Regions from separate parts of the Homo sapiens genome. Here region 1 is linked to region 2. A link is an interaction called in ENCODE POLR2A ChIA-PET data of the cell type or tissue named here. Cell type or tissue: PC-9. All regions are shown on one strand. Each heading gives the region's core, and the rest is flanking DNA. Links, peaks and the distances in the headings are about the cores only. Region 1 overlaps LOC105370564 (a long non-coding RNA gene). Region 2 has its middle 31 kb from the start of VRTN.

What was found. ChIA-PET counts read pairs that join two places held together with the same protein. Peaks named below come from ENCODE experiments on the same cell type or tissue, not always from the same donor. Only the 100,000 strongest peaks of a DNase experiment are listed, where the experiment ranks them.
Region 1: POLR2A ChIA-PET joins it to region 2 with 20 read pairs; 2 of 35 experiments call an interaction of 5 or more read pairs at or near these places.

Annotation. Positions count from the first base shown.
Region 1 is chr14:74,206,381-74,214,712 of GRCh38, reverse strand. LOC105370564 (a long non-coding RNA gene) reads left to right here. Exons shown (of 3, transcript XR_944025.3): 2 at 1-67; 3 at 5,762-5,852. Among named protein-coding and RNA genes, the nearest start is that of VSX2, 29 kb to the left of the region's middle. In PC-9, for the core only: a CTCF peak has its summit at 6,554 (motif pointing left); no DNase peak of the experiment used is centred there.
Region 2 is chr14:74,375,409-74,383,740 of GRCh38, reverse strand. It overlaps the pseudogene RPS2P2. Among named protein-coding and RNA genes, the nearest start is that of VRTN, 31 kb to the right of the region's middle. In PC-9, for the core only: no CTCF peak of the experiment used is centred there; DNase peaks (open chromatin) are centred at 1,965 and 3,340; H3K27ac peaks cover 786 bases.

The DNA.
Region 1 (8,332 bases), core at 210-8,209, 170 kb after region 2:
CCGCACAGGCCTGGACGCCCAGCCACAACCTGGTGTCCCCTCTGCCCAGCTCTCGCCTTGGCTCTCAGTAAGTGCCTGGAGCTGGTCACCACGCCTTGAAGCTCCGCCCTTCTCCGTGGCCTCCAGTTCCTACCGCCCCACTGCCCCAAAGCTGTCTCACCTGCCTCTAGGCTCTGTACCTCCCTTCCAGTCCACTCAGCTTCCCAGGAGGTCCCCAAGTACCCCAGTGTCTGGGGACAGTGGTGGGCAGAGGGCCCCAGGGCCTCTCAGCTGGGCCCATGGCTGAGCGCTGTGGGGAGGCGGGCGCAGTGCACAGAGCTGATCCTAACCAAGTTTGCCAGCCCAGCTTTTCTCATGGCTCTCACACAATGGTCTGCTTTGTGCCCACCTGCCGATAATGCTTAATTAGGCGAGGAGGTGATTAATTTGAGGTAATTGACAGCTAATTAGAGGCCCACAGGCTCATTAACTTGACATCTTGTCTTCGTGAATTGGCTGAGTAGGGTCAGGTGATGCAAGCCGCTGCTTCTCCCTCCCCAGCTCTCCCGGCCCCTGTAGGCTGAGGCGATCACCTAGGGGAGGGCTGGGCCGACCCAGGAGTTCAGGTGGGGCAGTCCCAAGGCCAAGAGTAGAGGAAGCCAAGGCAGTGAGGGAGGAAGGGTCCGGATGGAGGTGTCTGCCCTGACCTTAAGAGGGAGAGAGTGGGCAGGGAGTGAGGGCTTGTGGGTACTTCAGCAAAGACACGTAAGAGAAGTGGGGTATTAACAGGGCCGGAGGGCGGGAGGGAGAGCTGGTGTCCATGAAGGGAGGAGGGATGAGGGGAAGCAGGTGAGTGGGGCAGCCTGTTGGAACTAAGCATAGGCTGTGAGGTGACACAGACCTGGGGCTGGATCCTAGCTCTGCTACTAACCAGCTAGGTGACTGTGAACCAGTGATTTAATCGCTAAACCTCAGGCTTCTCCGCTGTAGAATGGGAATAATAATGGTACCTGCCTCAGGAGGTTGTCATGAAGAGTCCATGAAGCACCGAAGTAAAGGACAAATCTGTGAATTGAATGAGCAGGGTCAGGCTGAGCAGGATTTGTACCCGGGGGCCTGATGAGTGCTCAATCAAATGTTAACTAGTCCATTAAAATTTTTTAAAATAAAAAGTTAACTATTCTTGGTGGCAGGAAGGAGTGACAAGAAGAGAGAGTGATTGGGTGGAATGGGCCCCAGTGCTGTGGGGAGGCAATGGCAACCCCCTCCCAAGATAAGCCACCGTTACCCTGCAGGACACCTGCAGGCCTGATCACAGTGGCCTGGTGGAAGGTGTGGGGAAAAGACCTTCTTGTTGTTGCCATCTCTTTTGGGCACGGGGCATGCAATTCAGCAATATATATTAAAGTTTAAAATGCATGTGGTCTTTGACCCAGCAATTCCCCTGCTAGTGATATATCCACAGATACCTAAACACAAGGGTATCTGCTCATCACCACATAGTTCGTAGTAGCAGAAGACAGGAAATGACCTGAATGTCCATCACAGGGCCTGGCTAGGTAACTGAAGGCACATCCATATAGTGGAATAGTATGTAGCTGTTACATCTCTAGGTACCAATATGAACAAGATCCAAGATAAAAAAAAAAGCAAGCTGCAGAACAGGTGTAGTTTCCACAAGCTGTTAACTAGTGGTCTGAGGGTTATGGGATGGCAAGAAGATGTATTTTTTCATAATCTGTTCATTTTAAATATAGTTTGTATTTACTACCTTTTCAAAAAGTATTTAAAAAGTCATACTTTTTTTTCCCAAATGAAATCTAACTTGAAATCTGAATTTATAGGCAAAGTGCCTCTGGTTGAACTGGGGGTGGGGGCCCAGTCCTACCCACCTATTTCCTTCCTCCCCTCCGCTACAGGCTCCAAGAGGATCACCTGGAATCCATCATTGTCCACTGGAACTTTCTATGATGATGGAAATGCATGCAGTTCTGCACTGTCGAATACAGTGGTAGTCAGTAGCCATAAGTGGCTACTGAGCACTCAAAATGTGCCTAGCGCAACTAAGAAACTGAATTTATTTTATTTTATTTTATTTTAAAAATAAAGGCTAGTCTCAAACTCCCAACCGCAGGTAATCTGCCCGCCTCAGTCTCCCAAAGTGCTGGGATCACAGGTGTGAGCCACTGCGCCCGGCCTGAAGATCCTTTCTAACAGAATCAGAATTGCACTGATCGGAAGCATGTCAGAGATGCTGGTAGCTCTCTTGGAATCCCAGTTATTTTAGGAAGGAGTGCCTGAATGATCCATGAGTGAAAAAGCCTATCTTTGGCTTTAAGATCAGTGGCCAGTTCCATCTGGGAAGAATTTAAGTGATGAGTTAGGTCACTGGAGGCATCCATTTGGCAACTGTACAATGAACATCTATGATAGGTCAGGCTCTGGAGAAACAGAAACACACATCTGGTCCTCGCTCTTGAGGAGCCCCCAGTCTGGGGACTGATTTCTCAGTAAAGGGTGGGTAGACAAAGGTGCTCCCTCGAAGGAGAGCCCAAGGGTGCAGCATCTGGGCTTGGAGTTTGACTGACAGCCCTCCCCCACATTGAGGTCACGGTGAGTGAGGGCACAGGACAGGGCCCTCCAGCCCTTATGCTCAGTCACTGGTGGAGCATGAGTGGCAGCTGCCAAAGGGACATGTTGACCATCTTCTGTCCTTCTTTCTGACTTCATAGCTTTGAACCCAGGGTGAGTCTGGGATCCTCTAGATTCCCCTATGCTATTGCCCCAAATAGCTTCCATGGGGTGGTTTGAAACATAAAAACCATCAGCTTTCATCAACACTTCCCTCTAGAGGCTCAGAGAACCTTAATTTCTTTTAAGGCACAGCTTACCTAAAGTGTGCAGCCACTAACTGCACAGCTCGATGAATGTTTACACACATACCCTCCTGTGTTAACCAGCACTCAGATCAAGACAGAGAATATTTCCAAAACCCCAGAAGGCTCCCCGGGCCCCTTTTCAGTTAATACCTCCAAGGTTACTACTATTTAGACTTCTATCACATAGATTAGTTCTGCCTGTTCTAGAATTTCATACAGATGGAGTCATACGGTATGTGCCCTTCATTCGTGTTTGGGAGATTCATCCATATTACTGTGTGAAGCGGCATGGTAGTTTGTTCATTCTTTATTGCCAGTTGGCATTCCACATAGAATATACAATCTATCCATTCTCCTGCTGATGGCCTTTGTTCCCCAGTTTTTTACTTGAATGAATAAAGTTGCTATTGTTTTCACACGTGTCTTTTGGTGTCAACTCATTTTTGTTGGGTATAAGTGGAATAGGCAAAGGTATATTCTTTGAATTCTTTTTTTTTTTTTTTTTTTTGAGACAGTCTCACTCTGTTGCCCAGGCTGGAGTGCAGTAGCACAATCATGACTTTCTGCAGCCTCAAACTCCTGGGTTCAAGTGGTTCTCCTGCCTCTGCCTCCCAAGTAGCTGGGACTACAGGTGTGCACCACCATGCCTGACTAATTTAATTTTGGAGAGATGAGGTTTCACTATATTGCCCAGGCTGGTCTTGAACTCCTGGCCCCAAGTGATCCTCCTGCCTCAACTTCCCAAGGTAATGGGATTACAGGTGTGAGCATCATGCTTGCCACCCCCTGTCTTTTTTTTTGACAGCGTCTCACTCTGTGGCCCAGGCTGGAGTGCAATGCTGCCACCATAGCTCACTGCAGCCTTGAACTCCTGGGCTCAAGCCATCCTTCCGGCACTGCCTCCTGAGCAGCAGGGACTACAGGGATGTACCACTGCGCTGGCTAATTTTATTTAATTAAAAACATTTTTTTTGTAGAGATGGGGTCTCACTATGTTGCCCAAGCTAGTCTCTAGCTCCTGGACTCAAGTAATCCTCCTGCCTCAGCCTCCCAACATGCCGGGATTACTGGTGTGAACCAACGCATCTGGGACACTTGATCCTTTCGACAACCTGGTGAAGTAGTTATTTTCCCCCTTTAACGGAAAAGGAAACTAAGTTCAATAAGGGTAACAATCCTATCCAAGGCCACACCCCAAAGCTATTAAGTAGCAGAAACCACATTAAAACTAGAGTGATCAACGGTCACATGGTCAAGACTGTTATTCCTCCCAGGAAACCCCTGAGTTCCAAGCAAATCAGACGGCTAGTCACCCCAATTCAAACCCGACTGGACTCAAAAATGGAGCTTTTTTTTTGTTTTTTGTTTTTGTTTTTGAGATGGAGTCTCGCTCTGTCACCCAGGCTGGAGTGCAGTGGTGCGATCTCAGCTCATTACAAGCTCCGTCTCCCGGGTTCACGTCATTCTCCTGCCTCAGCCTCCCGAGTAGCTGGGACTACAGGTGCCTGCCACCACGCCCGGCTAATTTTTTGTATTTTTAGTAGAGACGGGGTTTCACTGTGTTAGCCAGGATGGTCTCGATCTCCTGACCTTGTGATCCACCCACCTCAGCCTCCCAAAGTGCTGGGATTACAGGCATGAGCCACCGTGCCCGGCCCCAAAAGTGAGCTCTTAATCATCAGGCTGGGATTTCCTCTGGCCTAAAATTTCACCAGACAGCACATGGTGTTAACATAGACTCAAGGCAGAATATTTTGTCTTCAAAACACTCTTGTGATATAAGGATTTTACTTGTTTTTGTTTTATTTTGAAGAAAGTGATTTCATTTAAAGTAGATCTGAGTTAGGTAAGAATAAAATTATTTATATGAAAAGAATTTTCTAACACATTAATCCATCAAACAAGGATTTATTCAGCACCCATGAGCTGAAAAGAAGTTTAAGGCAGTCCTTGACTTCAAGAAATTAATCATTTACTTAGGGAGCTAAGAGTAAAGCTTAAGGAATAAAATTAGAGGATAATAAACAGTAATAATAATCACCCCATATGTGAGTACTTACTGTGCCCAAGGGGCTTTACCGAGTCTAATTTAATCTTTACAACACAGCTGTGAGATATGTTCTGCTGTTATGCTCATTTCAGACGAGGAAACCAAGACTTGGTGAAGTGAAGTGATTTGGTCAAGGAAAAAAATCATTGAGCTGTTCACTTAAGATTTGTAGATTTAATATAAATGAGTTACGCTCTGATAAATCTTTATTGAATGGGAAACCCTTGAAAATACGGACATTTTTTGCTTTCTCTGCTCTTGAATTTCCTATTCCCCAATAATTTAGTGCAAAATGTTAAAGATGTATTTTGGCTTGTTTCATTTTAGGAAAATAGCAGGTCGGGTCAAAATGGCGCTTTTAGCCTTAATGGCTTGGGTGCAAATAGGCATAGCTTGTGACTGTGAAATCAGAGGTCCTGGGTTGCAGAGGGGTCCTGGAGCTGACACAGGCCAATGGGCCAGTACAACCTGCTTGGTTCCCCAGCTGCATGAACTGTTGGCCCCATGGTCAGTCCTGACCAGAAATGCACAAGGGTATTTGTCCCCTGGGTCCTCAAGGTCAGCTCCTCTGTCTCCCTCCAACACACCCCAAACCTTATCATATCCCTCAACCTCCTGACCCTGCCACCCATCTCTGCTTTTCAGGTTTGCAGGCCCCCACCCAGAGGCACCTTCATCATTCCTCCCTGACGTGTCGACTTTCATTTTCCTAGGACGAGTCTCATTTGACAGTCTCCTGCCCATATTTCTAAGCTCTCTGGGTCTCGTTGTGCTATTTCTCTGTCCTCTCTGGGGTTTGTAACACCAATCATCTGCAGGTTTCATTAGCATGCTGTTTACCCCTGTCTTTCAGATCATTAATGAAGATGTGAAGTGAGACACCAATCCTCACAGCCCCCACCACGTGCTCCCTCCCATGCCTGGCGCTGCTGGAGTCATTATCCTTCCTGGTGTGACAGGGTCAGAACCAAACCAATTTGCATCAGTCTTTGGTGATGTTGTGAAGCGTCGCCTGCCCTGCAATCCTGCTGCTGTAACAACTGCTTCAGCTGTCTGTTCTGGAGTGCTCTTCGCTCCTTTGGAAGACTGATCAGATCTGGCCACCCCAGTTCTGGCTGAAAGCCCTAGAGCGACCGCAATGGTAGGGCAGGATTCAGGGCTACACATGGCTGACATTGTTCCTTCTTCGTTTTGCTCTTCTGAGCTGGACAGAAAGCAGTCCCTCTTTGGAAAACAGGATGGACAAGTGCATACATTAGTGGAGGACGCAGCAGATGTGGCAGGCATAGAATTTTACTCATTGCTCCATCTATTTCTATCAAGGAAAATGGGGAGTGCTCCCAATTTCCGCCCATTTTCTAGCCCAGGCCTAGTCAGATGTGTGGGCTTGTATATTCTGGGAACCTGGGGCTGATGTGGTCAAGTCACTTCTTGGGGACAAGGTCAATTCTTCTCCATTTTCTCATGTCATTTGGTCCTGAGGGTTTTATATCTTCTTTAGCAATTCCATGACTATGCTTCTCATCCTGCAGGGAAACTGACTTTATATACACACTTGTCTCCCAATAAAAGTGAGAACCACCTCCTACATATCCCTTGTGTCTTCCAGACTCCAACTCAGATGAAATGCACTTCCTTCTCTTTCCTGATTGTGCAGCGCCTCCAACTGGTTGTTTGTGATGAAAACATGAGTATAATTACAGACTCTTCTCTGACCCATTTCTACTCCTGACCCCCAACTCATCTTTTCTTCCTTCTCTCCAATTGGGAAGGGGAAGGGAAGCAAGGAGAAAGTAGCGAAGGAAACTCTCGCAAACACATCTGAAGTAAGATGCTGCATGTCCAAGAGCTGGGGGAAACTTAACGCTACGACTCTACAGCAAAGTTAGGTGAGACATATTTTCTCAGGGTAGGTAAGGAAAGACTGAGGAAAAAGATAGCTATTTGGCAACACTGAACACCTACTGACTGAATGATTTTTTTCTGCTCCTGGGCAAAGGCTCTGAGGAGTGTGGGGAGAGATGGGACTGTCATGAATAGGGAACAAGTTTTTTTTTTCCACATTACATGCAATGAGGTAGAGATCCTAGGGTATAGCTGGATGCTTATTAGGTGCTCAGTAAACACTTATTGGTGTACAGATTGATATACATTTGCATACTAAAGAACAAATTTCATTACCATATACAAAGGTTATCGATGAACTATGTATGTATGCACATGTGTGCAGGATAACAGGCTGAGCTGAGAAGCAGGGCTTTTAAAATCTGTATATCCGGCCCCAGAGGCTTTTTTCTCCCTGTATTATAAAATCAATACCTGTTTCCGTAGAGAGTTTGGAAAATGTAGAAGAAAACAACAATACCCCATATTCCTCCAACCAGGCAGCAAGCACTATTACCACCTTCGCCTATTGCCTTCCATTCACCACCCCACTGTAATTGTTATATCTGGCCATTTCACTTATCCTTATGACAAAACCATTTCTTCCATGATATCATAACCTCTTTGCAAACACACCAAATGGCTGCATGGCAGTTCGCTACGGGAATGTACCATGATTTACTCAACAGCTGCACATCTGAACAGCCTTTGGGCCACTTGAAGGCAGAGGCAGCAGCAGCAGAGGTGGATGGCGGGAAGTAGGAGGCCAAGGTGAAGCAGCTCGCAGGACCTTGCTTCCCCATGAGCCCCCCGACCACCATTCCTCAGAGATCATTTCTGGTTCCAATCCTCACATATCCTTCATGGGTCCTGCCACAGCCAGCACTTCTCATTTCTACTCAGCCTCAAGTCACTGACTTTCCCAACTTGACTCTTCTCAGCTGCTCCTTTGTGTGAAGTCACTGGCTCAGGCCAGCTTGGCTCCTGGGGCTTGGCTGCGTCCAGAAAGGCCCTGGGATGTGACCTTCAGCCTCGCTTGACCCTGAGGCCTCAGGCTGCAGTCAGGCGAGGGTCTCTCCATGGGCTCCCAGAGAAGGCAAAGCCCAGAGGAGGCTGCTGCGGGAGCAGAAGCCTGAGTGGACCCTGCTTAGTCCTGGAAAGGGACCTGACAGGTTTGCGAGAACCTGACAAATCTCACACCATAGAAAACTATCTGGCCCAGGCACAGTGGCTCATCCCAATACTTTGGGAGGCGGAGGTGGGCGGATCACTTGAGCCCAGGAGTTCGAGACCAGCCTGGGCAACATGGCGAAACCCCATCTCTGCAAAAAATACAAAAATTAGCCAGATGTGGTGGCACGTGCTTGTGGTCCCAACTACTTTGGAGGCTGAGGCAGGAGGACTGCTTGAGCCCAGAAGGCAGAGGTTGCAGCGAGCTGAGATCGTGCCACTGCACTCTAGCCTTGGTGACAGAGGGAGACCCTGTCTCACCAAAAAAAGGAAGGAAGGAAGGGAGGGAGGGAGGGAGGCAGGGAGGGGG
Region 2 (8,332 bases), core at 166-8,165:
CCTTTCAATAAAAAATTTACATTATAATGAATTGCAAAATGTACATTTGCTTAAGTGTACATTTGCTGAGTTTTAACAATTGCACACACCTGTGGAAATCAAATCCCTATCAAGATATAAAACATTACCATAACTCCAGAAAGTTCTCTTTTGCTCATTTCCTGTCAATCCCTTCCTTATTCCTTTAAGAGGCAATCACTTTTTCTGGTTTTTATCTTCCACCATAGATTAGATTTGCCTATTCTAGATCTTTATAGAAATGGAAGTATGTAGTACAAACTGTTTCATGTTAGGCTTCTTTCGTTCAGCGAAGTGTTTTATTCATGTCACATGTATCAGTAGTTTATTTCTTTTTATTAATGAATAGTGTCCTTTGTATAGATAAAAATAGTGTTTTAGCATTTTCTTACTGATAAACATTTGAGTTGTTTCCAGTTTGGAGTTTTTAGGAATAAAGCTTCCATGGGCTGGATGCAGTGGCTCACACCTGTAATCCCAGCACTTTGGGAGGCCAAGGTGGGTGTATAACTTGAGTTCAGGAGTTGAAACCAGCCCGGCCAACGGATGAAACCCCACCTACTAAAAATACAAAAATTAGCCAGGCGTGGTGGTGCATGCCTGTAATCCCAGCTACTCCAGAGAGTGAGGAAGAAGAATTATTTGAACCCAGAGGGGAAGGTTGCAGTGAGCCAAAATCATGCTGTTGCACGCCAGCCTGGGCGACAAGAACAAAACTTGGTCTTAAAAAAAAAAAAAAAAAGCTTCCATTAACATTCTTATACAATATTTTTTGTGGAAATATATTTTCTTTTCTCTCAGGTAAATACCTAGAGGTGAAAATATTGAGTCAGAGGGTAAGCATATATTTAGTTTTTTTAAGAAACTCCCGGGCCAGGCACGGTGGCTGACACCTGTAATCCCAGCACTTTGGGAGGCCGAGGCAGGTGGATCACGAGGTCAGGAGATGGAGACCATCCTGGCTAACAGGGTGAAAACCCGTCTCTACTAAAAATACAAAAAATTAGCCGGGCATGGTGGCGGGCACCTGTAGTCCCAGCTACTCGGGAGGCTGAGGCAGGAGAATGGCATGAACCCGGGAGGCAGAGCTTGCAGTAAACCGAGATCGTGCTACTGCACTCCAGCCTGGGCACACAGCGAGACTCTGTCTCAAAAAAAAAAAAAGGAAAAAAAAAAAGAAACTCCCAAGCCTTTCCCATCAACAATGTATGACAGTTCCAGTTGCTCCATATCCTCATATTTAGTCTTACCAGTCTTTCTTAAGTTTAGCTGTGGGCCAGGTGTGGTGGCTCATGCTTGTAATCCCAGCACTTCAGGAGGCTGAGGTGGGAGGATTGCCTTGAGCTAAGGAGCTCAAGACTAGCTTGGGCAATATAGTGAGACCTTGTCTCTCTAAAAAATTAGCCCCAGTTACTTGGGGGACTGAGGTGGGAGAATCACTTGAGCCCAAGAGGTTGAGGCTGCAGTGACCCACGATTGTGTCACTGAACTTCAGTCTGGGTGACAGAGCAAGACCCTGTCTCAAAAAAAAAAATTTCAGCCAGCCTATCTCATTGTGGGTTTTTTGTTTGTTTGTTTGTTTGTTTGTTTTTGTAGAGGCGGCGGGGGGGGGTCGGGTCTCCCTATTTTGCCCAGGCTGGTGTCAAACTCCTGGCCTCAAGTGATCCTCCCACCTCAGCCTCCCAAAGTGAGGGGATTACAGATGTGGGCCACCACTCCTGGCCCTCATTGTGATTTTAATTTTCATTTCCCTTGTGTCTTACGATTTTGAGCACAATTTCATGTACTTATTGGCCACATGTATATCTTTTTTTGTGAAGTGTCGGTTCATATTTTTTGTCAATTTTGTTGTAATTGAGTCATTTGTCTTTATTAAGTTGCAGAAATTCTCTTATATCCTGTCTACCAGTTCTTTGTCAGGTATGTTTTACGAATATTTTTTCCCAATTTGTAGCTTGCCTGTTTGTTTTCTTAATGGCATTTCTCAACCCAGGAATCTGGGGTTTGTTTGTTTTTTTTTTTTTTTGGAGACGGAGTCTCGCTCTGTCGCCAGGCTGGAATGCAGTGGCGCGATCTCAGCTCGCTGCAACCTCCGCCTCCCAGGTTCAAGCAATTCTCCTGCCTCAGCCTCCTGAGTAGCTGGGATTACAGGCGCCCGCCACTACACCCAGCTAATTTTTGTATTTTTAGTAGAGACAGGGTTTCACCATGTTGGTCAGGCTGGTCTCGAACCCCTGACCTCGTGATCCACCCGCCTCGGCCTCCCAAAGTGCTGGGATTACAGGTGTGAGCCACCGCGCCCGGCCTGGGTTTTTTTTTTTTTTTTTAAACTTTTTATTGACATATACATAAAGTACCCAAACACAAGTATACAGCTTGGCAAATTCTCACAAACTGAACACACCCATGTACTAGAATTTGGTTTAAGAAACAGCATTTCTGGCAAGGGTAGTGGCACATGCCTATAATCCCAGCTACTTGGGAGGCTAAGACGGGAGGATCACTTGAGCCCCAGAAATTTAGGGCTCCAGTGAGCTCTGACAGAGTGAGCCCTGTCTCTAAAAAAAAATACAGAGCATGGCCGGGCGCGGTGATTCATGCCTGTAATCCCAGCACTTTGGGTGGCTGGGGTGGGAGGATCACGAGGTCGGGAGTTCGAGATCAGCCTGGCCAATGTGGTGAAACCCCGTCTCTACTAAAAACACAAAAGGTATCCAGGCATAGTGGCATGCTCCTGTAATCCCAGCCACTCGAGAGGCTGAGGTAGGAGAATCGCTTGAACCCAGGAGGCGGAGACTGCAGTGAGCCGAGATGTGCCATTGCATTCCAGCCTAGGCGACACAGCAAGACTCTGTCTCAAAAAAAAAAAAAAAACCAGAGCATTTCCAACACACCGTAAGTGCCCCCTCATGCTTCCTTCCAAGTACTATCTCTCCCCAAAGGTGACCATTATCCTGACTTCTAACAGCATAAATTAGTTTTGCTTGTTTTTGTGCTTTACATAAATGGAATAATACCATAACTCCTCTTTCATATCTGGCTTCTTTAGCTCAACATGTTTTTTTAAGATTGATCCACATTGTTGAGTATAGCTGTAGATCATTCATTCTCATTATCACGTAGCATTCCATTATGTAACTACACCACAGCTTATTTATCCATCCTACTGTTGACGGGCATTCAGATTATTTCCTTTGGTTATTATGAAAAGTTTTTATGAATATTCTTAAACACATTCTTGCTAAACATATGTTTACATTCTGTTCGGTATGTACAGTCATGCATTACTTAACAACAGTGATACATTCCAAGAAATTCGATGCTAGGTAATTTTGTCATTGTGCGAACGTGATAGAATGCACTTACGCAAACCTAAGTGGTGCAGCCTACTACACATGCAGGCTATGTGCTACAGCCTATTGCTCCTAGGCTACAAATCTATACCGCACGTTGCTGGACTGAACACTGTAGCCAATTACAATGCAATGATAAGTATTTGTGTATCTAAACATAGAAAAGGTACAGTAAGGCCAGGCACGGCCTGTACTCCTGAGTAGCTGTTGGGATTACACCTGCAATCCCAACACTTTGGGAGGCCAAGGCGGGAGGATTACTTGAGCCCAGGAGTTCAAGACCAGCCTAGGCAACATAGTGAGACCTCATCTCTACAAAAAAAAAAAAAAAAAAATCAAAAAATTAGCTAGGCATGGTGGCGCACACCTGTGGTCCCAGTTACTCTGGAGGCTGAGGTGAGAAGATTGCTTGAGCTTGGGAACTTGAGGCTGCAGTGAGCCTTGATCCCACCACTGCACTCCAGCCTGGTTAACAGAGTGAGATCTTGTCTCAGATAAATTTATTTATTTTAAAAAGGTACAGTAAAACCATGGAGGTACAGTAAAACCATGGTATAAAATATTTTCTTTTTAATTATACACCTGTATAGGGCACTTACTATGAAGGGAGTTTGCAGGACCGGAAGTTGCTCTGGGTGAGTGAGTGAGTGAGTGGTGAGTGACCGTAAAGGCTTAGGGCATGACTGTGCTCTACTCCAGATCATATAAACGCTGTATATTTAGGCTACACTAAATTAATTTTTAAATTTTTTCTTTTTTTTTTACTTTTTCTTTTGAGATAGAGTCTCACTCTGTCACCCAGGCTGGAGTGCAGTGGCACAACCTCACCTCACTGAAACCTCCGTCTCCTGGGTTAAAGTGATTCTCCTGCTTCAGCTTCCCAAGTAGCTGGGATTACAGGCGCCTGCCACCACCCCCGGCTAATTTTTGTAATTTTAGGATAGATGGGGTTTCACCATGCTGACCAGGCTGGTCTCAAACTCCTGAGCTCATGATTCATCTACCTCAGCCTCCCAAAGTGGTGGGATTACAGGTGTGAGCTGCAGCGCCCGGCCACTTTTTTTCTGTTCTCTTTTTTTTTCTTTTTTTTTGAGACAGAGTCCCCCTCTGTCGCCCAGGCTGGAATGCAGTGGCGCGATCTCGGCTCACTGCAAGCTCCGCCTCCCAAGTTCACGCCATTCTCCTGCCTCAGCCTCCCGAGTAGCTGGAACTACAGGCACCCACCACCACACCCGGCTAATTTTTTTGAATTTTTAGTAGAGATGGGGTTTCACCGTGTTAGCCAGGATGGTCTCGATCTCCTGACCTCGTGATCCGCCCACCTCGGCCTCCCAAAGTGCTGGGATTACAGGCATGAGCCACCGCACCCGGCCTTTTTTTCTGTTTAAAATTATTTTGGGGGCTGGGCGCAGTGGCTCACGCCTGTAATCCCAGCACTTTGGGAAGCCAAGGTGGGTTGATCACTTGAAGCCAGGAGTTCGAGACCAACCTGAACGATACAGTGAAACCCCATCTCTACTAAAAATACAAAAATTAGCCGGGCGTGGTGATGGGTGCCTGTAATCCCAGCTACTTGGGAGGCTGAGGCAGGAGAATCGCTTGAACCCGGGAGGCAGAGGTTGCAGTAAGCTGAGATCATGCCACTGCACTCCAGCCGGGGCAACAGAGAAAGACTCCAACTCAAAAATAAATAAATAAATAAACATTTTATATTTTAAACTTTTTTTGTTAAAAACAGACACAAACCTTCTTATCCGAGAAAACAAATGGCGGATGATGCCGGTGCAGCGCGGGGGCCCGGAGGCCCTGGGGGCACTGGGATGGGGAACAATGGTGGCTTCCGCGGAGGCTTCGGCAGTGGCATCGGGGGCCGGAGTCGCGGCCGTGGACGCGGCCGGGGCCAAGGCTGCGGAGCTCGCGGAGGCAAGGCCGAGGATAAGGAGTGGATGCCGTCACCAAGCTGGGCCGCTTGCTCAAGGCCATGAAGATCAAGTCCCTGAAGGAGATCTATATCTTCTCCCTGCCCATTAAGGAATCTGAGATCATTGACCTTTCCCTGGGGGCCTCTCTCAAGGACGAGGTTTTGAAGATTATGCCGGTCCAGAAGCAGACCCGTGCCGGCCAGCGCACCAGGTTCAAGGCGTTTGTTGCCATCGGGGACTACAATGGCCACGTCGGTCTGGGTATTAAGTGCTCCAAGGAGGTGGCCACTGCCATCTGCGGGGCCATCATCCTGGCCAAGCTCTCCATTGTCCCCATAAGCAGAGGCTGCTGGGAGAACAAGACTGGCAAGCCCCACACCGTCCCTTGCAAGATGACAGACCGCTGCGGCTCTGTGCCGGTGCACCTCATCCCTGCACCCAGGGGCACTGGCATTGTCTCAGCGCCTGTGCCCAAGAAGCTGCTCATGATGGCTGGTATCAATGACTGCTACACCTCAGCCCAGGGCTGCACTGCCACCCTGGGCAACTTCGCCAAGGCCACCTTTGATGCCATCTCTAAAACCTACAGCTACCTGACCCCCGACCTCTGGAAGGAGACTGTATTCACTAAGTCTCTCTATCAGGAATTCACTGACCACCTCGTCAAGACCCACACTAGAGTCTCGGTGCAGTGGACCCAGGCTCCAGCTGTGGCTACAACATAGGGTTTTTATACAAGAAAAATGAAGTGATTAAGCCTGAAAAAAAAAAAAGACACAAACATACACATTAGCCTAGGCCTACACAGGGTCCAGATCATCAATATCAGTGTCTCCCACCTTCCACCGTCACATCTCATCCCACCAGAAGGTCTCTAAGGGCAGTAACACATATGGGGCCGTCATCTCCTACAATATCAATGCGTTATTCTGGAATACTTCCTAAAGGACCTGCGAGAAGGTATCACTCTGAAAAAATACATGGTGGTTTGCTTGGTTTGTTTCTTTTTCCTTTTCCTTTGTTTTATTTTTGGACACAGATTCTCACTCTGTCACCCAGGCTGGAGTGGAGTGCAGTGGCACAATCACAGCTCACTGCAGCCTCAACCTTCTGGGCTCAAGTGATCCTCCCATCTCATCCTCCCAAGTAGCTGAAGCTACAGGCATGTGCCACCATGCTCAGCTAATCTTTTTACTTTGTTGTAGAGATGGGGTTTCACTATGTTGTCCAGGCTCTTGAACTCCTGGGCTCAAGCAATCCTCCTGCCTTGGCCTCCCAAAGTGCTGGGATCACAAGTGTGAGCCATTGCACCTGGACCTGTTTCTTTTTTCATCGTAGATTTTCTTGTCAGCAAATACTGCACCATAAACATTCCTCTCTATTAAGGAAAACCTTTCATTGTCGGGGGGTCCATGTTTCCAAACTTTTTTTTTTTTTTTTTTTTTTTGAGACGGAGTCTCGCTCTCTCGCCCAGGCTGGAGTGCAGTGGCATGATCTCGGCTCACTGCAAGCTCCACCTCCTGAGTTCACGCCATTCTCCTGCCTCAGCCTCCCAAGTAGCTGGGACTACAGGCGCCCACCACCACACCTGGCTAATTTTTTGTATTTTTAGTAGAGACGGGGTTTCACCGTGTCAGCCAGGATGGTCTCGATCTCCTGACCTCGTGATCCATCCACCTCATCCTCTCAAAGTGCTGGGATTACAGGCATGAGCCACCGCTCCCGGCCCATCTTTCCAAGCTTTTAAAGGATCTGGTTGAGGTCTGTAAAAGCTTTTGCTAAGCCCTTCACTGTGAATTTTCTTGGAAGTTCTTTTTCTTCTGCAGTTTCCTTTTCTCTTGTCTGTTCTTCAGCTATGTGTTCCTGTTCCAGTTCCAACAACCCCTCATTCATCGGTTCCTTAGGAACCACCTCTAGGACCTCCTCAATGGCATCCTCATCCACACCAAGGTTAAAGTTATTTGCCATCTCCAACCACAGCTATGTTGATTTTTTGCAACCTTCTTATCCTTGGCAAATCCTTTGAAGTCATGAACAAACCTATTCAGTTTCTTCTTCCAGATGCCATGCAGACATGCCTTGATGACATTGCCCCAGTCCCAAGAAAGGTCCTTGATGCAGTCGTAAACGTTGTAATCCTTCTAGAATTACATCAGTGTCTCCTTAGTGTCTCTCTCAGTTGCAGTAATAGCCTGGGTAAAGGTCTTCCTTGGGTAGCAGATATGGTTTGGCTGTGTCTCCACCCAAATCTCATCTTGAATTGTAGCTCCCATAATTCTCACGTGTTGTGGGAGGAATCCGGTGGGAGATAATTGAATCATGGGGTGGTTTCCCCCATACCGTTCTCATGGTAGTGAATAAATCTCACAAGATCTGATGGGGCTGGGCACGGTGGCTCATGCCTGTAATCCCAGCACTTTGGGAGGCCAAAGCAGCCAGATCACTTGAGGTGAGGAATTTGAGACCAGCCTGGCCAATATGGTGAAACCCCACCTCTACTAAAAATACAAAACTTAACCGGGTGTGGTGGTGCGCACCTGTAATCTCAGCTACTGGGGAGGCTGAGGCAGGAGAATTGCTTGAACCCAGGAGGTGGGGGTTGCAGTGAGCTGAGATCACACCACTGCACTCCAGCCTGGGCAACAGAGCGAGACGCGGACTCAAAAAAAAAAAAAAAAAGATCTGATGGTTTTATAGGGGAAAAGCCCTTTCTCTTGGTTCTCATTCTGTCTTGTCTCCCGCCAGGTAAAATGTGACTTTCATCTTCCACCATGATTGTGAGAACTCCCCAGCCACGTGGAACTGTGAGTCCATTAAACCTCTTTTTCTTTATAAACTACCCAGCCTGGGGTATGTCATTATCAGCAGCGTGAAAACGGACTAATACAGTAGTAGCTCTTAAAAGCTGCTACAGCTCCTTGATCCATTGGTTGGATCAAAGAGGTGGTATTTGAAAGCAGAAACACCACTCTGATACCGGGATGAAGATCACCAGTAAAAGGCAGACGTTTGGGAACATTATCAACAATAAGCAAAATC